Regions from separate parts of the Mus musculus genome. Here region 1 is linked to region 2. A link is a loop called in an ENCODE intact Hi-C map of the cell type or tissue named here. Cell type or tissue: left cerebral cortex. All regions are shown on one strand. Links, peaks and the distances in the headings refer to the core of each region. The heading gives the core; the rest is flanking DNA. Region 1 overlaps Pou2f1 (POU domain, class 2, transcription factor 1). Region 2 overlaps Pou2f1 (POU domain, class 2, transcription factor 1).

Region 1 (11,980 bases), core at 4,394-9,393, 54 kb after region 2:
CAATAATATAGATGCATGTTTCCATTAGTTCTCTCTACGGTACCCTGCATTTGACCACTATATCTTAAACTTAGCACTACTGAAATTTTTGAGCATATTTTTTTGAGGGAATTCTGTTTTGTGCTGTAGAATGTAGTATTTCAAGCTTCTAAAAGCTATCAGTGACCTTCTTTTGTCTGACTAGTCATTAAAAAAAGAAAAACAAACAAGCAAACAAACCAACCACAACAAACTCCTCCAATACCAAGCACCAGTATTCCTAAGTAGAGGCTGAGACAGGAGGACTAAGGATCAACTTAGGCCAGGAGTTAGAGGCCAGTCTAAGAAACATCAAACCCTGTTCTCAGTACTGCTGAGGACCACTTTGCGCTCCTGCTGTTTCCCTTCTAGCCAGACCTCTCCTCTCTAGTTCCGACTCCTGGAGTGCCTTCCACATCTGTGGAATTACTGCACCAAGCAGTTTTTGTACAGAAACTGTCTTTGTGTTGAGATGCAAATAATAAAATGACAACTGTCTAGGAAAGAGAGGTAGAAGGTCAAAGCAGGATATTTGTCAGAATCTGGACACAGGCCTAAGTGGCTTATGTATAGACAGGCAAGGGAAGAGACTGAGAAAGTAGAATGGGCTGTGTCACCCAAATGACCTAAGTTATAATCCTAAGAGTGGTTACATTTGTCCTTTCAGAACATACACTGCAGTTGCTTCTGTACGGACACCTACTGGGGGGAACCAGTGTACCTGCTGTGCTCCAGGAGGGAAGATAAGGATTGCCTATGCTAGGATAAGACAGGCTATGGATTTGGAAAGTAAAGGGGAGCATGTCTTTTCCTTGGGCATGAATAATTTGATATTTCTCCCTGAAATACAGGACACAAGGAAATGCCAGATAGCATCAGCAAACAGTAACTGAAGCCATGGGCATGAATACATTAGGCTGTAGAATGAAAAGAAATGGAATCCTAGAATCAAGCCCTCAGGAATCCAACATCTAAGGAAACAAAGGAGACAAAGTAGGAGAGTTACCAGGTAGAAGAGAGGAAACAGAGGCGTGATTTCAGCTTCCAGGGAGGGCAGTTTCAAGAGAGAGAGTGAGTGGTCAAGGGTGTCAAAGAAGGAAAGTTCTGGGTAAAAGTTCACAGTACTTCACAAACCAGTGGTCAATCCCTCCAGCAAGACTGTACCAACTCCCAAACAGCACCAACTGGGGACTAAGCGTTCAAGGACCTGAGCCCACAGGAAACATTTCTCTTTGAAACCACCACACAAACGGAATAGTTTACACATGCAGGAAAGGTCTATATAGAATAACCCTTACATTTGTGTGAAGTAGTCACTAAGAAGTGAAGGAACTATCACTCATTACTGCTTAGATATGATAAGGGCTGAGAAAACTTAGCTATGAGGTCTCATCTTTATCTAGTAGCAGTTGTTCACTCAGAATAAATGTTTAATCAATGGTTCTGGCTTTTGTTTTTCCTCTATGAGTTAATTCAATCATAAGCAGCATGGTCCAGTCAGGCCCGATTTCTCGGGAAGGGAAAGAAAGCAAGAAAATTAACTACAGCTTTTCTACCTCTGGTAAACTTACTAACTTCTTCTGCTTTATTTTAAAAGGTTTTTATTAGTGTTTGTGGGTGGCCAGAAGTGGGTATCAGATCCTCTGACGCTGCCTGATACGGACACTGGGAACCAAACTTGGGTCATCTGAAGGGCAGCAACTGTTAACTGTCAAGCAAACTCTACAGCTTCTCATTTAGTATTTAAATCTCATATTTTTATTGGCTGAGGCAAGTGAGGCTTAATAGAAAGAAGAGAAATGGAGTATAAGTTCAAATCCTCATGCACACAGTACTCCCTTTACCCAGGCAACTCAAAAACTCCTAATAGAAGTTACCCTAAATTTTTATTCAGAATATTACAAGACTTCCATGTTACTCCCAACAACTACCACACTTCTCCTACGTCTGACAGGAGATGAACAAAGCAGACCCGAGAACAAGAGAAAGATAAGCCAGTGTTGGCAGCATATGTTTAGAATGTGATCACTTAGTACATCTTAGAAAACTATTCATTTATTTATTGTGTGGGTGAACCAGGGCCAGTATGTGGAGGTCAGAGGACAACTACAGGGGTTGATTTTGTCTTTCTACATGTGGGTTTGAAAGGCTTGACAGCAAGCACCTTCAGCTACTAAGACATCTTGACAGCACTCACTTCTAATGTATCTTAAAGTATCCAATACATAACCTCTGTTAGTACTAATACCTTCAAGAAAAGACTAACTGCTCATCTCAATGTAGCTTTTCCAAATAGCAAATAGCAATTCTGATGTTTAAGTTCTTGTAATTTTTGTAAGCATGAATAAAGATAGAGCTACAAAGTTTTCAGTAGACTTGGAACAGCAAATTAGACTGACTTCTGAAAAATAATTTTTTTTCATAATTCAAATGAGAGAACCAGAAGTAATTAAATACTTGCTAGCCTTCAAGCCCCTATAATCCAAGCGTGGAAGGCTATCATTGGGGGATCATGAGTTCAAGGGTAGACTGAGTTATCTATGGAGACCCTATCTCTAAAGGGGAAAAAAAAAAAAAAAACACAAAACACTCAACCAAGGGAGTATTATGGAGAACAAAAACACACTGACTATGCAGGTACTGCATAATAATAATAAAATTATTTACCGGGTAAAGGTATAAAGGAATTTCATTAATGGCCAAGAACTTCTAGTTTAGAAAACATGCTACATTTCTGTGACCAGCAAATTTGGGTAAATAGCCAGGAAATAAGCATGAAATTTAGCTTTTATGAGCCATATAGTCTCTGATACAACTACTCCATATTATCATTGCAGCCCAGGAACAGCTAGAAATACCAAAGACAATACATATACAAGTGGCTATTTCTGTGTCTTGATTTAAGTTTAATTTTATCTGTTAGCATTTCAATTTCAAATAATTTTAATATACCATAAAATCTTGTTCATTCTAATTTTTTTTTACACATCTGAAAACATAAAACCAACCCTTGCCCCTGGGCCAAGTAAATACAGATAGCATGGGTTGCAGAACGTGGCGACAGAGCACGTGAGTCACAAGGAGCACGTGGAGAGTGGCCTAAGGATCACTGTCTGTCCTCCGGTTTTCATCAGTGTTTGTGGAAATAAAAATTGTTTCTCTCTTGATAGTTCATTAATTTCTACTTTCCATTCCCAGTTCTAAGTCTTCCAAGGAAACTTTCTGAAGTCTTCGTTTCATTCCATCTCTCTCCCCAGGGCACAGATGAATGTTTTTAAGTCAAAATCTATCCTTGGGGGGGGGGGGGAGCAGGGGTTCTGGGAGGGCATCTCAACTTTTTATGAATCCTACTACCTTGAACTACTATAAGGCTTCAAATCTTTTCATGCTCTATCTTTTAATAAATATAGGTTTAACCAACCTTATTATTCCCTGTCTCTTTTAACCATCATTTAAATTCTATATAATGAGACCACTGTGAGGCTTTGGTAGCTAGTAGCTAGAGAAGGAAGATTTTAGTCACAAATACATTTAATGTTTAAAATTACCCCAGCAACTGTTCAAATAGCTTCAAAGAAAGCTCAAAGAGGAAAGCTGGCTCACAGCTCTAAATTGCTTCTATCACCACTTCCCTGGGTATTCTTTCTGATTTTAAAAGTTACTGTTTACTTGATTTTTCTAATTCTGTGTACTATGGTTATAATTGAACAACGGTATATTTTAAAGACCTAGCATGTCTTTAAATCTAAAGCTAATGGTTCTAAAAGAAACTATTTAAAACAATGTAAGTTCAATTTCATTTACAGCATAATATACAAAATGTTAAAAATCAATACTAACTTATAAAATTATGACCACAACCTTGGAGGCCTGGAGTCACATTTATTTCACAGCAGTAGCCCTCCATGTATGAACTGTCTGGATGTGCAGGGGACATTCTGATTAGCAAAGAGAAACAGCGGGGCACTAGTGACAGGCCGAATGCTAGGAACAAAACTGTTCTTGAAATGTGATGGCAGGAGACAAGAGCATGCAATAAAAGAACGAGAACTCACTTTCCATCTCTCAAAGGCAAATGTTTCAATGCACCTGTATCAAAGCTGTCACCAGTGATCCCAGCAGAACATATCAGTGAATGCACTGGAGTTTAGCAATCTGGGTGTGACTGTCAGTGATTTCTTCTGACGGCAAATGCCACCCCGCAAAAAACAAAAGAGGAAAATTGTGTGACCAGTGGCAAAAGCAAGACAAAATTAGAACAAGTCTCTTACTTGCCTGAGAGTCCTCGTTGCATACAGTCAACAGAAATGGTAATTACCTATACAACACAAAGCAAGAAGATTTTTGCCTTTTATTTTGCTGTCAAGTATATAATCTGAAGGATTCTTGCTGACTACTGTACCCTCAAAACATGAAACTATTCATTATTCCTAAAAAGCATCTAAGTAAGGTCAAATATTTTTTTCAAATATTTCTCTCTCTCTCTCAAACACATTTTTTTCAAATATTTCTCTCTCCTTCTCTCTCTCTCTCTCTCTCTCTCTCTCTCTCTCTCTCTCTCTCTCTCTCTCAAACACACACACACACACACACACACACAATTACAATCACACGCATTAAGCCAGGTTTCAATATTAGTGAAAAAATTTTAGGGCAAAAAAAGTTAAATGTTAGGTATTTTTAATATGAATGTCAAGTAGAAAAAGAAGCCAGAACATCAATTTCATCTCATGAAAATTTCAAAATAAAATGTCACTATTTCTAGAAAAGGTTTATTTAATGTTCTTTTTAACCTCACTAAATCATATCTATAATCCTAAAAGGGCAGCCCCATAATCCACAGTGAGTTCAAGACAGCCTGTAAGCGCTGCCACAAACTGCTTGTCGTCAGCTCAGTCTTACAGAAAGAAAGCACATGCTGCCGAAAGGTCGGTTCTCACTCTTTCCTACATCAAAACAAATGTTTTTATTTAAAATTACAGTAAAAGTACATCCTTTCTCCTCTGGCATTCTTTCCATCTCTTTTCTCCTTAACAATACCAAAAAACTGTCAAATTTCTTTCAAAGAATAAAAATAAAACCAATACCCAAACCTCTAGTCGTCAGGACTCCATGTTTGCTGTACAATAAGGAGGCCTTTAGCTACTTCGACATGCTTGGTAATGACAGTCTTTTCCTCCATAGTTAACTGTGAGCAAATATCAAGAACCACACACTCCTTTGTAAGTTAAGTACCACGGGCGTTTCCAGCAACATTAAAACAACTGTACAGACTAATCTCAAATGCATACAACATGAACTTTCAGCAACTTCTGGCCAGGTAGGGTTGCTGCACACATCTATAACCTTGGCAACTAGGAAGTAAAGGTACATCAGGTATCCGGGTCATCCTCAGCTACAGCGTGAGTTCAAAGCCAATGTGAGCTACATGAGACCCTGCCTCAAAAAAATGTAAACAACCAAGCTCTGCACAGTTTACTCTATTTACCACTTAAAACTTTTTTTCCCCCAGTCCACAGTTCAATTCCAATGAAAATACAGAATAACAAACCTATAGAAGATTTAGGTCAATTCTAATGAAAACACAAGAATAATAAACCTACAGATAATTCAGTTCAATTCCAATGAGAACACGAGTAGTAACCTATAGGTAATGCAGTTCATTTCCAATGAAAACAGAGCAATGAACCTATGGATAAGTCACGTACATGACAGCAAAGGCAAGCATGCAGATTACCAACAAGCTCTCATTTAAAGACTGCACTCAGCAACTCAATTTGTCCCGCTTGTCTGTTCTGTCGCATGGACAAAGAGAAGAATAACTAATCCATAGTCCATATAAATCAAAGTTGTAACTTTAAAAGCCAGGATGCTAACTAGCACAGAGCAGAATAACACCATAAGTCTTTGGTTCCTCCACCTGCCCTGGCTCTTGGGTTGCAGCTTATCTAACAGCTAATTTTCCCTTCTTGTGGGGTTTTACTTGGTGTGCCTGTTCTCCACTTCCATTTCTTCCCCTGTAGTTTTTAAAAGGATATAAAGCATCTGTATTAAGAATGCCTAAAGATATCAAAGACCTAAAGCTGCACTGGTTGTGTGTGGCATAGGAGGAAGGGGAGGAAAACGTGAGGTAATGAGGATCTACTGTATTTACCGTATGTGCAGGGCATGTGGACAACAATAGGAACCATGCAGGGTGCACTTTTGGTCAGAAAAGAACATGGCAGCCTAATGGGAGGCCTTTGTTCTTCAAAAGGGTCTCCTTTCTCTCTTTTGTGCTTCACTTAATTCATGGCATCTGAGCTGCTCTTGAACTTGACAGATGAGAAAAAAGGGAGAGAGAAGAGTGAGAGTCACACACAAAGAGAAGGGAAGGGAGGACTTAAAAAAGAACTCATTGTGATAATTTAGTTCTGCTAGACTTGGGGAATTTTGAGGAGTTGGCTAGTAAAATTCAGAATTAAAATAAAAATTTCCAATATTACACTAAGTAGTTAAGTAGACAAGTAAAATGCAAAATAAACTCTACAAAAAAAAATTTAATACAGATTATTTTCTGCTACAAATATTTCTTTAAATAGTAAATACTGATTTTTCAAGAGTTACATAAAAGATAAGCATTCTATTAACAACAGTGGGTATTAAATGATTTCCCAGATTAGGAAAATGTTGAGATAGAAGTAGCACAAAAGAACACCAAAAACCACGAGCACCACCTACAGGATGAAGTGTGCAGTCAAGGCTAACAGACTAAAAAACATCAACTGATTGTCATCTTGAAGGCATGAAAAAATAACTGAGCAAGAAATCACAAGTCCTAGGAATCGTTGGCTAATCAAAAATATAAATAACTCTGGTTTGTACGACAAAAGTCAGCTTAAAGCAATAAAAAACATAGTTGTATGAGGCTAATGAGGAGCTTGGCACATAGACTTCACAACCACCTAAACTCCAGCCCCAAGAGCTCCACTGCCTCTGACCTCTGTGCACACCTGCACTCACAGGCACAAACCCACACACATACACTTAACTAAAAATAATTTTTTTAAAAAGGAAAAAGACAGCTATAAAGTGATTCGATAATAATGTCTGGCTTTAAAATAGATTTGGTTACTGTTTTTGAAAGATACTCAGCATAAAACAACCAGATAAGTCTAAAACATAAGAAACTGTCCTATTCCTGTTACATTTAGTATTTACTTTCCCAGGTTTTCCTGATACATGTGACTTAGATACATAAATTTTCATCTTATGCCATACATGTATTTTACATCTCCTTTTTAAAAAAAGAAGTCATCATACACATAGCTCTCATTTCTGGTGTGTTAAAACAACATATTATGCTCTATTGAATTATTTCTACTTCCACTAACATCCGAGCTTCAAGAAGTAGTACTGTTTATATATCTTTCCCTGATAGCTTAAACTAATTCTATAAACAAATGACTAGTGATAACGGATTTCAGTTAAACAGTGCAAACATTTCAAATTCAATGTATTACACTGTTCTCCCAAAGTTGTGCTAAAGTAACTTCTAATATTATCATTTTGTTTTCCTAATACTATATACTCTTTTAAAATTTGACATCTGATAAATTACCTGAAAATGTGTACATGTGTACATATTCCCAATATTTGCTGAGATGTTGTAAAAGTAGTACTTTTAAACTACTTTAAAGTCAGCTACAATTTTATAAAATCTTACTTTATAGTTGATACTTATTTAATTAATGCCCAATCACATTACACTACACAGTGTATTCAGAAGCCACAATCAACTCCTAGTACCAGTGAGTAGACTTAAAACTTAAAACTTTGCACTATCTCAAAGGCAACTGTAATAACAGGCAAAATTAAAACACTGTATGCCCTTTCCAAAATAGCTATTTTGAAAGGATGTTTTTCAGCTAGACTTATGTGCATGTACATGGAAGTAGGTCAGTTATAGACCAAAAATTGTCTAAAACAAATGAAAAAAACATTAAAGGGAAAGGCCATGAATTTGGGAGAGCACAAAAGGTGCATGGGAGGAGTCTGAGGGAAGAAAATGGTGTAATTTTAATTTCAAAAAACAAAAGTTGAGAGAAAGAAAACAACCACTTCGAATCACTCTTTGAATGGATATGGATATGGTTATTTTAGGGTTCACATGTGTAGACGTTAACACCACTAACTCTAATTCTCAAATGCAGCACTACAGACTTTTTGAACAAGGCAATTCTCTTTGGGAAAGAAAAGTGGACAGGTCTGTTCACTCTAGGGTATTTACAAGAGAGTGTCTGATCATTGCCTCTCCCTGGGAAGAACGGGATGAACAAAATTTGTGCCTAGGTAGGAACCACATCACAGGGTACTTCAACAAGCTATCTCACAAACCCCATTTAAATTTAAACGTATTTTACTTGTTTATTCATTTAGTGTGTGTCCTTTGCATGTGACAACTTGCAACAGTCACTTTTCTCCTTCCACCAGGTGGAAGGAATTGAACTCAGGTCATCAGTCTTTTCAGCAAACACTCTTAACACAGAGCCACCTTGACAGGCATCATAGTCCTATTTTTAAGTAGACAAGGAAACCAACATGAGAGCTCATGCTAGAGACCTAACACCCAAGAGGCTGAGGTTAGGAGAGCGCTGCCAAGTCTGAGACCAGCCTGTTAACTACACAGGGGTTTCCTGGCCTACAGCATGAGACCATGACTCCAAAAATGCAAAACAAAACAGTATACATCAAGAGCTAAGACCATATCTCAGTCAGTAATGCACTCCCTGACACGCTTGAGCCTGTGAGTACAATCCTCCCCAGGACAAAAATCAAACAAACAAAACAACAAAACAGAAAAAACCCAAACCTTATACAAATATTTTCAGCAGCTGAATACTTACTAAATTCTCACTAGCCTTCACTACACTGAACAAGGTCTCTTATCTAATTACTAACATGGTAGTTTAAGGAAATACTGAGCTTGGGGCACAACAGATAAACAAAATTACTTTATCACTGTCAACTATCCTATTAGTTTTTCTTACAAATTCTGTCTTAAACCCACGGCTTCTCCACATCTTTTCTAACTACTTCAACTACCAAGCCTTTCCTATCCAGACTGTGTTTTCCCTGTCCCCTCAGCTTTTACTCCACTCATTCACTCAGCTATGAGCCACTGACTGCCTGGTACATGCAGTTTTCTACATACTAAGAATACACTATTAACAAAACTCTCAACAAAATTATTTTATCTAACTAGGTGTGGTCACACATGATTTCTATACTAGCAGAGAGTTGAGTATATTACTATGTCTATGAAGCATCACCTGTGTCATTGTTTTGTAAACACTCTTCTCCATCTTCTGGTATAGAGACAGACAAGTAGACCAATGGAATAGAATTGAAGACCCAGAAATGAACCCACACACCTATGGTCACTTGATCTTCGACAAGGGAGCTAAAACCATCCAGTGGAAGAAAGACAGCATTTTCAACAATTGGTGCTGGCACAACTGGTTGTTATCATGTAGAAGAATGTGAATCGATCCATACTTATCTCCTTGTACTAAGGTCAAATCTAAGTGGATCAAGGAACTTCACTTAAAACCAGAGACACTGAAACTTATAGAGGAGAAAGTGGGGAAAAGCCTTGAAGATATGGGCACAGGGGAAAAATTCCTGAACAGAACAGCAATGGCTTGTGCTGTAAGATCGAGAATTGACAAATGGGACCTAATGAAACTCCAAAGTTTCTGCAAGGCAAAAGACACCGTCAATAAGACAAAAAGACCACCAACAGATTGGGAAAGGATCTTTACCTATCCTAAATCAGATAGGGGACTAATATCCAACATATATAAAGAACTCAAGAAGGTGGACTTCAGAAAATCAAATAACCCCATTAAAAAATGGGGCTCAGAACTGAACAAAGAATTCTCACCTGAGGAATACCGAATGGCAGAGAAGCACCTGAAAAAATGTTCAACATCCTTAATCATCAGGGAAATGCAAATCAAAACAACCCTGAGATTCCACCTCACACCAGTCAGAATGGCTAAGATCAAAAATTCAGGTGACAGCAGATGCTGGCGTGGATGTGGAGAAAGAGGAACACTCCTCCATTGTTGGTGGGATTGCAGGCTTGTACAACCACTCTGGAAATCAGTCTGGCGGTTCCTCAGAAAATTGGACATAGTACTACCGGAGGATCCAGCAATACCTCTCCTGGGCATATATCCAGAAGATGCCCCAACTGGTAAGAAGGACACATGCTCCACTATGTTCATAGCAGCCTTATTTATAATAGCCAGAAGCTGGAAAGAACCCAGATGCCCCTCAACAGAGGAATGGATACAGAAAATGTGGTACATCTACACAATGGAGTACTACTCAGCTATTAAAAAGAATGAATTTATGAAATTCCTAGCCAAATGGATGGACCTGGAGGGCATCATCCTGAGTGAGGTAACACATTCACAAAGGAACTCACACAATATGTACTCACTGATAAGTGGATATTAGCCCAAAACCTAGGATATCCATCTTCTTCTGATTGGTCAAAGGCAGTGGAATTAGAAAGGCTGGACTTCTTCTAATCCCAACCAGGGATCCCAGTGAGAGAAGGACCACATGGAGAGACCAGGAGGTTTCCATATATCAGGACACAGCAGGGGACAAATGGATCAGAGAAAGCCAAGGCAAGACCAGATTGGCAAGTAACTGGGCATTTTTCTGATATTAACAGCTTTAAAGGGTTAGAATAGCTCAGAACCTGCTGCCCAGCCTAGGCTTACAGTTTGTTAATAAACTTAACAGGTCTTTGTGTTAATTATTTGGAAGATAGAACAGGAACAGATAAGGCACCTTGTCTACATGCTCTCCCATTTCAATCCTCATTTTAAATTCACTTCCAAAAGATGTTCCCCACATGCCTCTCTAAATCAGCTTCACCCCTTCTCCTCATTATACTTGCTCAGAGTACCCCAGAGTATTTCCCAACAGGACTCACCCAGTTTGCAATTACAGCAGTGCATTAATTACTAATGATTAAAATATTCTGCAGACTACGTCTACAAGGAGCAGAGACCACTTATGTGTCAATTGGTATCTGAGCTCCATGATCTGCCACAATACCTGGCACACAGCAAGTTTAAGTACCTCTCATCTCAGCTCTGCCAAATATGACCTAGTAGCCCAAGTTCTCAGCACTTTAGTACACACCCTTCTCTGCGAAGGTCACATCAACTACAAAGAAATGTAACATCAAGAGAAAGCTAAAGAATAGTATGTATAGAGTAGGGAATGCATGGGGAGGTAATTGAGAAAGGGCCTAAATTCTCACTAGGCCTATATTACTGGGATATTAAGTCTGCAGACACCCCCCCACAAACACACACAAAAGCCTAAAAGGCTTTTTGAGTAGTATCATTCAGAAATGTGTTTTTGTAATATTAATCTATCTGCAAAAGAGCCTGAATACAGAACTTTAAACCACAAGTCAACAAAGGTGAATTTAATTAGTTTTATAAATTGGTACAGTATTAGATATGCAGTGGTACACACAAAGGCAGATGTTTAAGTTAGGTCTGTTTTTTGCCTCTCAGCCCCACGCTCCCAGAAATAAGACTTAGGCTCAATTTATATTTACAAATACCTTGGCCATCTAGCTAGGCTCTACTCTGATTAAATCAAAGACAACCCATATAACCTACATTTTTCCACGTGGCTGGTCACCTGTGCTCAGGTACCATGCGTCCACCTCCTCCCATCATTTCAGGTTCCTCTCCCTGCCTCCTTCTCTCCCAGAATTCTTTCTCCTCCCAATGTCCCACCCCTATTTCCTGCCTAAGCCATAGACCATAGACTTTTAAATTGACAAGATAATCTCAGCAGAGGCAGGGAGGCAGGGAGGCAGAGTCAGATCTCTTGAGTTCAAGGCCAGTCTGGTCTACAGATCAAGTTCCAAGACAGTCAGCCT
Region 2 (11,980 bases), core at 2,856-7,855:
TTGACTATTCTAACCTCCCCAAGTTCCAGTGTAAACAAGCTTTCTTAATACAAATGGCTAATGCCACTTTTTTACTTTAGTGTTTTGTTTTCAAATATCCCACAGAAAACATTGGAAGATATCAGACATTCAAATGCATCTTCACAAAGAACTAGTTAAAATTTTGGAATGAGACTCAGAAAACTACCTTTCTCATTTATCCAGTGATTTGCAAATAAACTGAGCCTTGGAAACAATTAAGTTGCATGATTTCAGGTTAAAGTCCTGGAAATTTCCTTTAGTAAGCTAGCCTTTACTGGTTTTTCAGGTCTTTTATTCTTATATGTAACCATGTTCCTGATTTAAGGCACTGTTATAGTTCTCATCAATACTGGTAGTTTGAAACCACACTGAATGAAAGCACTGCTCGAATGGACACTGTTAGGTCAAAGTGCACAGCCCTGTTGCACCACTGAGGAGCTTTAGAGAGACGCTTACCCTGCTGGCCCTGGGGGGTCTGTGAGATGATAAACTGTGCTGGTTGCAGGTTGGTGGTTGGGTGCACCAACACAAACTGTTGCAAGTTGAGATTTTGCTGCTGAAGCTGTTGCAATTGTTGAAGATCCTAAAGGCTCAGAAGCAAAACACAGATTAGAGAGAGATCCTGAAATGAAAGCTGGATTAGTCGTAAGGTTCCTAGGCAAAGACTTGTGTCACATCAAATAACAATGAGACAATACTCAGCTTTTTTTCATGTCCCAACAGTGTGGCTTCCAACAGTGTCAGTGTGTGAGAAATGCTCAGGCCTCAGGCCAGAGAAGGCTCAGTAGGTAGGAGTGCTCGCTGTGCAAGACTGAAGACCTAAGTGTGATCTTCAGACCCACGGTGGAAGGAGAGAACTGACTCCTGAGAATTGTTTTGATTTACACACACAAACAGCAATTATCAAAAACAAAACTGAAAAAACTTAGGGCCTCTGCAAGAAGTTATTTTTGAGGTTATGATGTATATTATATAGAATCATGATTGTGTTAAGCCCAATTTTCAATGGTTACCTAAAATACTTTCAGAATAAATGAATAGAGAATAAATGTTCTGGGGGAGGCAGTTTTCAATTTTAGTTTTATTGTTATTAGTGTGTGATGAGGTTTGTGTAAGCCACACATGCATGTGGAGATCAGAAGACAAGTCTGGAGTTAACTCTCTACTTCCACCTGCCACCACTGAGATAGGTAACCTTGGATGGCAACCTGCCCGCCTCTGGCATCAACTAAAATGCGAGCATCTGTGCATGCCTCTGAGAGCTCTTCTTGATCGGCTCATCTGAGCTGGGAAGACCCATGCTCAATCTGGCCTGTGCCTTCTGCTGATAGCCCACATAAAGGAACAGGGAAGAAGGACCCTTTTGCTTCCTGTCTCTGTGCTCTTTCCCTCTGGTTATATTCATCTATCCTGTTGCTGAGGAATTCCTCTGCTGGTAATAGAAGAGTTCAAGACGGAATAAAGACTAGCTAAGACATCCAGCTGCATGAACTGAAAGACCACCATCATTGGACTAGCCAGACCATAGCCTGTAAACTACTCTAATAAATGCTAATAAATTAATATGCATTCATTCTATAAGTTCTGTTCATTTAGCTCTGATCTAAACAAAGACTAAATGTTCCTGAAAAATTAAGTGAGGAAAAAGGGATTTGAATATTTGACCCATTTTTTTTTATTTTGTTTTTTATTTTGTTTTTGTTTATTTTTTCAAGACAGGGTTTCTCTGTGTAGCCCTGGCTGCCCTGGAACTCACTCTGTAGACCAGGCTGGCCTCAAACTCAGAAATCCGCCTGTCTCTGCCTCCCAAGTGCTGGGATTAAAGGCGTGTGCCACCTGGCTTCCATTTTTTTTTCTAAAGTAAAAATTGAGTGATATAACAAAATTTCCATCAATAAAATAAAAGATTTGATTCCTGAAATTTGACACCAGCTTATCCAATTCAATTTAGGAATTGATGTTAAGTTATTTTAAAAATTCACATAAAAGTCAGATATAACAAAACAATACAGCTTTATATTGGCTCTAGTATCTTACATTTTTCAATGCCTTCATATAAATCATTCTATTTATATTAATTTCAGGTAAAGTCTCAAAGTTTAGGCACTAACATAATTTATTTGATGAAGAAAATGGCCCAAATCAAAACACTATCTTGATACAGATGTCCACACAGTAATAATAAAAATCAGTCTGAGTCTATTTCAAGTATCTCGTCAAACTGTGTCACACCTTCAGCACCCCCTCCCTGGGGACAGAAGGAGGAGTTACTCTGCTTAGACTGTTACCCTGCTTCTGCTACATCAACTTCTCAGGCTCCCTGTCCCTCCCTTGAGAGAAACAAGGTCACATATTTTCTCTTTTGTTATAATTCTTTATGACTCTAAGTAATTTTTAAACTACCTTTGGATATTTTATTTGAAAACGTAAAAACTGAAACCCTGTAACATTTTAATGCAGTTCTCCATGGTCCTAGTCACTCCACAGCAGAAAGATGACTTGCTGTCTTTTTTTACAAGGTGGCAACACTTACTATAGAGCACATGGAAGAATTTTTGCCTGCTATGATTGGCTAATAAGATGAATTAAGATGAATACTGAAACCCCTTGCCTCAGAAATATGCCAGCTACTTACTCAAGAATTTCATTTAACATAAACATTCACTTATTCAAATAACCAGCTAGATGTTTATAATATCAACTCAAATAAGCAAAAGGGAAGAAGCGATAATGCCACCTTGAACCAGAGTTCCTTGGGTGTTTAAAGACCCACAGCAGCAACCAGAAGGCTAACAATATGGAAGAGAATTTCCCATTTTATTGGCTGTTTGCTGTCCCAGTAACCTTGCTCTTCCCTTCCTCACCTGTGCAATCTGTATGGGCTGAGACAGGGGGATCTGCGTCATGGGTGTGGCGGCGGAGGCTGAGATGGTGGCCCCAGCAGCACTGTGCTGTTGGCTGGCGGAGTGTTGCTGCACTGCAGCGGCCAGGAGCTGGGCCTGGGCCTGCGCCTGCTGTAGCAGTAACTGTTGCTGGGCTGGGGTCAACGTGAGCTAGAGTAAGAACAATGAAGGGAAAGATTGAGTGCCTTTAAATAGGTAACTCAAGTGGGATTAGGTTCTCACTACTGGTCAATGTACAGCTAACCTGTCCACCAATGAACAAACTACCTGTTCTACCACAGCATTTAACTTAAAGTAGTCTGCACTTCAGACTTGAACAATCATTTAGACAAGGAATGAAAACAAAGGACTGATGCTGACAGGATGCAAAGACATTTATATCCAACAGCAGGTGATGAATGAGGGACAAAAGGATGCTGGCAGGTGCAGGAAGAGAACTGGTAAGGCCCAGCTGCTTGAATCCCCATCGTATTTCACTACTTCCATCACATCTTCACATGTGACTAAAAATCAGGAGCCACACTTGTTTCCTTTAAAAATCCTCCTCCAGGACCCTCCCTTACCCAATCTCCTGCCCTTGAAAAGCATTGGTTTGCAAGTTTACATTTTTTTCCAACTTATTATCTCTAGGAAACAGGTGGTAAGAGCCACCCTCTTAAACACAAATGAATCTAAACACCCAGAATTAATAGTCTTCAAGGTACATGAACCTGGAATTCCAAGTGCCCATCTATCTATCTATCCTAGACACTAATCACCAAAACCCAAACCCTAACAATAAAGCAAGAAATGTATTTAGAACAAACATAAACTTCCATAACACATCATTTCAAATATGCTTACATCAAAGTAGTAAGTGTGCTGGGCCTTTCTTTTGGTGACATGGTCTGATCAAACAGGAAAGGACCATGTTATATATCTAGTCTCATGAACAATCATTTAGCATCACAGCCTGCCCTCTAAACTAACAGGGTCTAATTTAACCAATCAATTTTATTAGAAACACACGAACCTGAGCAAAACTATTAAAAAATTCCCTACTCTTTAAAATGTGTGTATGTATATTTATATTTTTAAATAAGTACATATATTAATAATCTCTAGTGATGAAATACTGCACATAAGTGTGCATCACTCTTAGAAGAAGCATCGACAGCGCAGTCACAGCAGCTGAAATTAACTACGGAAGCTCGGAAGGTTGGTGCGCTGGGACCTGATTAGCTCCTTCCTTCTCTCCCTTCTCCTCGTCACATACGCGTTCAACACTGAAACACCATCCCAAATAATAGTCTAGAACAGAAATCGCTAAACATGTAAAAGCTTAACAGTCATGGAGGACAATTTGTTACAAGTCAAAATAACTACCATTTACTGAAGGCTACATGCCAAGCACTGTTTTAAGAGCTTTGCATAAATTACAATGGTACTTAAAAGAGATATTATTAATACCTCCACTTAGAAAAGGGGAAAGTGAGGTATGGAGAGAGAAAGTAACTCACCCTGAGTGATTAGTGATTACACACACAGGATATTCTATTTCAGGGTAGTTCAAGACATGTTTCTTTATGAATCCACTCTTTAATTGTCCTGCCATGACACAACTGGAATTTCACCCTGCGTATGGCAACAACTCCCTTGCACAATGAAGCAACACTATTTTTTAATGTGGGTTAAAAAGTTAGTAGTTTATTTTGAATGCCTGCAGCTGTAACAAAAAGACATCTTGTAAAGAATGGCAAAAGTAACTCCTCTTCCAGAGGAGCACTCCACATCTAGCCGTCAGCTCCTTATGGACAGTAGTGCATGCTAGGGCCGGATGTAGTGAACCATTTTAATGAGATGCAACCAGTGGCTGTTCAGACATAGGAAGTTCATTACAACATTCTCAAGGAAAACTTACCCCAGTTATCTGTCCCCCAGCCAGCATTAGCTGGGTCTGGGGAATGGCTGACTGCACTGAAGGCGGCTGGGAAGAAGGCTGGCTCGACTGCTGCGAATCTCCCGACTCTTCACTGGATTTAGACTGAAATGGAGTTGGGTAGGAAATGAAATAAAGTATCTCAAATAGGTGATTAAAAGAAATGTACTTCTAACTCTGTTATTAAAAAATTATTTAAATATGTGCTATTCAATTTTGAGTTTGGGGTTTTCTCTTTTTCCTTTCTCTCTCCTATGCCTTTTTGTCTACTGGTGCACTCTTAAATTTTATTCTAACCTCAGAAAAATTGCAATTATAAATTTTTAAAAGAAAAACTAAATTGGTCCTACACAAATTAAAAAAACCTTTAATAACCTCAAAATCCCTAGTTCAAGCAATAAGAATAAAAGAAAGGGTGCATTTTCAATTCATTTCTATTATTAGACCCTTCAAACTAACACTTTGAATATACTTTGTGGCAAGTCTCAAACCTTTTTATATACCATCTTACAATTCAATTACTTGACCCACAGAACTTTTAAATTTTATTTTAAAGAACTCTTAAGTGCAACATTTCCCACCAAGTAATGTACAAGATTGAAAGAAAATAATACAAACACAGTGGTGATGCATTCTTTTAATCTCAGCACTGGGAAGACCCAGGCAGAGGCAGCTAATCACTCGAGTTCAAGGCCAGCCTGGTCTACAGAGTTTTTGAGTTCCAGGACAGTCAGGCTAAAGAAATCCTTTCTCAAAAAACAAGCAAACAAACAAACAAACAAAATAAAAACAAAACAAAATAAAACAATACAGTCAAGAAATATAGGTCTTAAAGGGCTAGAAAGAAATTTTTTATGGTAATTAAAACTGGTTATGCAGAGTATCAAAATTCTGCATAGATTTGCATATTTTCCACCACCTGTTTGGGGAACTACAGCGAAGCTAATTAACATAAAAGCTCTGATTAATTCTGCCAGTCACTGAAAGATAATTACAGTGCAGGACTGTAAACATTCTGCACTGGAGATATAGCCTGTTTGCCAACATCTCTCTAAGGGATGTTAAGTTTACCATGGCAACCAAGGCAATTTTCTGCCTCCTCTCTCTCAGAAAGGAAGACCACATTATCTCTTTTTCTCTCCTTGTTTCCATGTGTTACTAGGTCCATATTCCACAAGATTTCAGAGAATGTTCAACCCCAAATCTTTAGTCATCAGCATCACTGAGATCAATCTTCTAGAATACTGTGTTTCCTTCTTGACAGTTAGTTTCCCAAACACTATAAGGAAAAGCTGACTGAAGTGTTATGGAGTTGTGCAAATTACCCTGACGTGAGAACTGAATTGGAGTCCTCCGTAAGATCAATCAATGTACACTGCTCTTAACCACTGGGTGATGACTCCAGTGCCCTTTAACTTTACTTCTGTTCAGAGCAGAGAAGATGCTATTGCTGTCTTTATTTAAATACAGGTACACAAAGCCTCCAGCAGGCTGTAACTTGCCAAAGGTTATTGAGACTTGAACTCAAGGTCCCTGATTCTCTAGCCAGTGTTTCCTGAATAATGATACACAGTCTGGGAAAATAGAGTAATACTTGAGAAGCTGTTTCATTTTGGGTTTAGTGTGTGTTCCTGAACTTCATTCTCAACTTCTTTGTCCACCTTTGGCTCACACACACAGCAGATTAAACTGATTTCCATTAATAACTATTACCACCTGGATTTAGCAATAAAAATTGTAAAAACAATAAAATTAATAAAAAGTAACAATTGCAAGTAGTTTCTTTTCTAAATTATGTGCTCATTACAGGAAATTATGGAAAAATAAATAGAAAATATGACCTATTTGCTCATATTCCAACTTACCTGTACATTTAAAGACTGAGCAGCAGCCTGTAAACTTGTCCCAGCTAGCTGGACCTAAGAGGAAAGTAGTTAATAATGAACCTAATAAACTAAAGTATTCTCATTTATCACTAGAGGTGTTATCAAGAAATACTTTAGATACTAAGATATACCACCAACTTAGAATTGAACATTGAAAGATATTATTTTATGGGGTTAAAACTTTACATACAAGCTCATAATTCCCCTCCAACTGAAAACCACAGGAACTTCTTTTGAATTAGCACCATCACTAAACGCGCACCATCAGTCAGCATGCCATTCTCTCCGGGTGGCTGCTCTTTATTTTACACTCTATTCGTAGTTAAAAGTTGCTTAGGGTCTAAAACATAACATATCTCCCAAACAAACTATGCCCGTGCATGTTTTTTATTATTATGAACAAAAGAATTAGTTAAGAGAATTTATCCTATGAGCCACAGGGGAAAAAAAAATCTGTCTCAATATTTAATGCATATTTTTAAAAGTTCAAATCATGGTCATATTAAGGGACAGACAGGCAATTAGAAAACTATCATTTTGCAATCATGATAGCAACCTGATTTAGAAAAGAGTCACCATCAGATCATCTAAGTAAGGACAAAATGAGAATAAGAATTTACATGTGCACCACTCTCTCTCCACAGATGCTGAGATTGTTAGTCTTTTTAAAAATTAAATATTTATTCATTCGTTTATTTATTTATTGAGGGAGTTTGTTTTCTTCTATCTTGCAGCCCCTCAAAGGTTAATGTCTTGAAAGACTAAAAAGGGAGAAGACTATAAACTAGAATAAATGGAAGGTGAAACAAAATGGTGTGGTTGGTCTTTGTTGCTTTGTGGGTTCTTTTTCCCACCCTTTGCCTACCCTCGTGGTTTTACCCCAATCACAAGATGAGAGAGAGAGAGAGAGAGAGAGAGAGAGAGAGAGAGAGAGAGAGAGAGAGACAAAGAGATTGATTCCTGAATTTAATATCTTTCCTCTTGTTTCTTCTTTGAGCAGAACTATTAACAAGCCACAATCAACCCCCCTGAACAACAACCACCAACCCACCTATAGGGATTCTAACATTCATATATCCTCTGAAAAATTTCCAGGATTTCAAACATCATACAGTCTATACAACTATTTGCAGCTGGCAAAACCACGCCTCTGTTCAAGCACAAGGCAAATCATAATCACCTGCTGCAGACAGTCTGAAGCAGCCCCACATTCCCGTGCCTGGGATTAAAATGAAACTACATTCTTCATTCCAATTTGACTTCGCTTAAAAAACAAATTTGAGGATAGTTTCCTAGAATTTCACCTATTTTCAAGAAGAACAAAAAAATAAAAAATAAAATTTTTTTCCAAAAAAAAAAAAGGTAGTCTAATGACATTTTTGTGAAAAGAGTGAAAACATAAATGAACAGAATTCATGCTCTGATTTAGACTGGGGGAGGGGGGGCATGTGGTCGGTATCAGTAGCTACCTAAATGACAATAGTTTCATGGTAGTGGTAGTCACCACTTAATTTCAAGTGACTCTGGTGTTTTACTAGCCGCACTAAGCCATCACAGACTCAAGCTCATGCTCATAGGAAAAAGTGACCTCGCTGTTATATTATGTCCCATGCAACAAAAAAATCTTTTGTTCACACAGTTATAGAATCAATAGCTAGTTATGCAGAACGTATTAATTCCACATGAATCATTGAGCAGAAGAGTTACACAGGATTTGAAATAACCTCCCTAGCATGTCATGCCTCCTTGTTTAACAGCATTCTCAGTTATGGCTGCTGGTCAACAGTCTACCTGGTGAAGATGTCCGAGGAAGGCCTGGGCCTGGGCTGTGGAGATCGCTCCTCCAACGGGCACGGGCTGTTTCTGAAAGTCCAGACCATTGGTTTGTGTGCCTGGAAAGCAAGCAAAATAACTATTAAATAAAGTACATTCAAATGAAGTAAAGTATTCAACTACAGTTACCAACATCAGTAGGAACTTGTCTTGAACAATTACTTTTCTAAATCTTCAAAGAGATGAAGAGATTTGGAAAAATGGAAACTGGACACCATGGGAGGGGATCCAGAAACTCTGAGGGCAGGAGACAGAAAGAACAGAAGAGATAGAAGATGGGGAGAAGTGCTATGAAAGGTTTTCCGTGTGTGAAATGGCCATGAACTTGTACCTGTAGTGACCTGCTTAAGATCCACAAGGTCAAGCCAGTCAAAATTCTAGCACAATAGAGAAGAATTATTCAGGCTCCATCCCTCTAATGAGGAGCCACTGGTAGTTGATAGTTGCTGTAGGAGGGAGGATCAATCTATTTTGAGGGTGTGCCTACTAGTAAATTTTCTGTGCCCCAAACCCATATACATATGGGCAACACTAATTGTACTTACCAAAACCACCACCACCACCACCACCACCACCACCACCACCACCACCACCACCACCACCACCTTTACACACACACACACACACATACACCTGCCAAGAAGCCATGGAGTTAGGAGAGGAGTAGACGGAGGAAAATAGGAAGTGGATATGATGATATTTTATAATATACATGTATTATTTCTCTAGAATAAAGAAAAATTTTAACTAAAAAGGAGATACAGTAAAGAGAGTGCTAGTTTGGATGAGAAGGGCCCCATAGGCCTATGTATTTGAATACTTGGTCCCTAGTTGGTGAAAACTCTTTTAGGAAGTATGGCCTTTTTGGAGGAGATATGTGACCCACTGGGGTGAGCTCTGAAGTTTCAAAATCCCATGCCAGTCTCTTTTAGCCCTTCAGCTCATGGTTATTGTTATTGTTTCAAGATGTGAGCTCTCCGCTTCTACAGCATCATGCCTGTCTGCTCACAATGGCCACAACTCATATTCTGAAACTATAAGACCCCGATAAACTTTCTCCAGTAAGTTGTCTTGGCCGTAGTGTCTTAGCATGGCAGTAGAGAAGTAACTAAGACAAGTGATTTCTCTTCAAAAGGTAGAACAAGTAGAACACCAACAATGCTTTAAAAGCAGGTCAAAACTGAAACAGTGGCCACTCTAAGAGTTTCTGAGCTGGGCAGCAATGTCACACGCCTAGTGCTTTGGAGGACTTTGTCAGGCAGACCTCTGTGAGTTTAAGGCCAGCCTGGTTTACAAAGTGACTTCTAGTACAGCCAAGGCTATACAAAGAAACCTTGTTTGAGATGGGGATGGGTGGGAGAGAAGTGTTACTGATCACAGTATGAGATACAGTGATTGGAACAAGCAGGTTAAAACTGGCATGGCATTTATGGTGGTTTTTAGGAAGAGATCATTTTTAATGTTGGAAAGGATGATACAGACTATCCCGAGAGAGGGTCTCAGGCTGTCTTCTACTCTTGTTCTACTTAGTTGAGTATTTTACTTGCACAGAAGAAATTCACTGGTGACTTTGTGAGGAGCAAGAAGGACTTACTACTGATGGAAACACTTTAATAAGAGGCTGTCTGATAGTTAAATCACACTTTATATTAAAAAATTCTGTTTTTTTTTGTTGTAATGATTTCCTCAATATAAAAGTAGAGATTCATATCTTTCACTCCACGCCCAACCCCTGACAGGGTCTCACAAAGAACCCAGACTGGCCTCAAACTCATGACTCTCCTTCCTTAGTTTCCCAAGTGCTAGGATAACAAATGTGTGCCATCAGAACCAGCTACAGTATTTCTAAAACAGTGCCAGTGTTTAACATTACATATCCAATTTGCATAGAGTCCATTCAAATTCACATATTGATTCTACATTCAGTTTCCATATAAAATGATAGCAAGCTCCTTATAAATTACAAGGCACTAAAATAACGAGAACTGAGTTCCAGCATCTGAGTACAGTTGACTACTGTTAATAGTATCAGCACTTAATACTGTCTAATTGATATGACTCTGTCTTTTAGGGGTTGGGATGTAGGATAGTAGTTATACTGTAAATATCTGAATCCATAAAAATATTATGATATATTGGCACCTCAAAACCCCCTCTGGCTGAGGAGCGACAGCCTCTCCTAGGATCAGTGAATACTCTGTGGTCTAAGCTTTTCCCTCCTGGTTTTTTGTCTGTTAGTTTTTTTTTTAACTTCTAACTATCCGCTTTTTCCAGGGGTGTCACAAATGTTCCCTGTCTCCTGGACCTGTGAGTATAACAAACTTGGCTTTCCTGAGCCTTCAACTTGTGGATTTTTGTACCTATAACTGACTGACCACTAGTGTACAAAGAACACTAAGATAACCACTAAGATATATACAAAATGTAAGATGCAAAAGCAGATAATTTCTCTTAATAAGATATTTGAGACATTGTGAGATGAGAGCAGAAATATATTACACAGACAAACTATTGCTAAACTAGGCTAACAAACAAAGGTGGTCTGACACAAACAACCCAACTGAACTTGATATGAGCTGTTATGAGGAGAGAGCGATGTTCAGAGGCAAAATAATACTTCAGTTTACATGCTTGAAGAACTGGAACATCGGAAAAAGGAACCAGGAGTTTATTCACTGGGCTCTTGGCCAATGAATCATGTAAGAAGATTAATATTAGACACATGAAGGTCTAAAGACCCTGAAAAGCACCAAAGGAGTCTAGAGTACATCAAGAAATGGCTGGCCAGAGCCAAAGACTCTGCAGACTAGCACTACCAGGTCGGATCTCTGGAATCTTGTATCCAAATACATACAGAGAAACAATGCATACAGAGAAATAATGCATAGAGAAGCAAGTGGGCAGGAAACTCTTGATTCTAGTATTTCCAAGAGCTAAGGGAAGAACAGGGTAGTTTAATCTGTCAAATTCTATAGGAAAATATCAAACCACTGAAAAATTAATCTGAAGAAAAAGAAAACAGTGATAAAAGACCAAAACTTAATGAAATTGAGAAAACTCTCTAAAAAACAGCATTTTTCAAGACTGACTCAAGAAGAAATAGAAAATACAAGAGTCTTACAACATTTAAAGAAATTGGATTAGTAGATTTAAAAAAAAAATCTCTCCCAAAGAGAATGCTTCTCCCTAGATAACTTTACCAAGAAATGCTTCCAAAATTTCAATGAACAATTAATTCAAATCATTTACATATTTCCCCAGAGAACAGTACTAACAAAACAAAACTTCCTATCTCATTAAGTAAAGTCAGCATAACTTTGATACCATAACCTGACAAAGATAAGTATAAAAAAATACAAGCAAGCTTCATTCATAAACACAGTTACCTTAAAAAAAAAAGACGGGAAAAGGAAAAAATA

What was found. Hi-C counts contacts between places; a loop is a spot of excess contacts. Peaks named below come from ENCODE experiments on the same cell type or tissue, not always from the same donor. Only the 100,000 strongest peaks of a DNase experiment are listed, where the experiment ranks them.
Region 1: it touches region 2 in a loop (2.0-fold over the local background); 5 of 42 quality-filtered maps call a loop at or near these places.

The regions. Positions count from the first base shown.
Region 1 is chr1:165,960,488-165,972,467 of GRCm38, forward strand. The region is part of intron 1 of Pou2f1 (POU domain, class 2, transcription factor 1); the gene reads right to left. Among named protein-coding and RNA genes, the nearest start is that of Pou2f1, 36 kb to the right of the region's middle. In left cerebral cortex, for the core only: a CTCF peak has its summit at 6,741; a DNase peak (open chromatin) is centred at 6,745.
Region 2 is chr1:165,908,403-165,920,382 of GRCm38, forward strand. Pou2f1 (POU domain, class 2, transcription factor 1) reads right to left here. Exons shown (of 16, transcript NM_198932.3): 3 at 8,520-8,620; 4 at 6,708-6,761; 5 at 4,825-4,947; 6 at 2,886-3,074; 7 at 478-604. Among named protein-coding and RNA genes, the nearest start is that of Gm32999, 65 kb to the left of the region's middle. In left cerebral cortex, for the core only: no CTCF peak of the experiment used is centred there; a DNase peak (open chromatin) is centred at 5,863.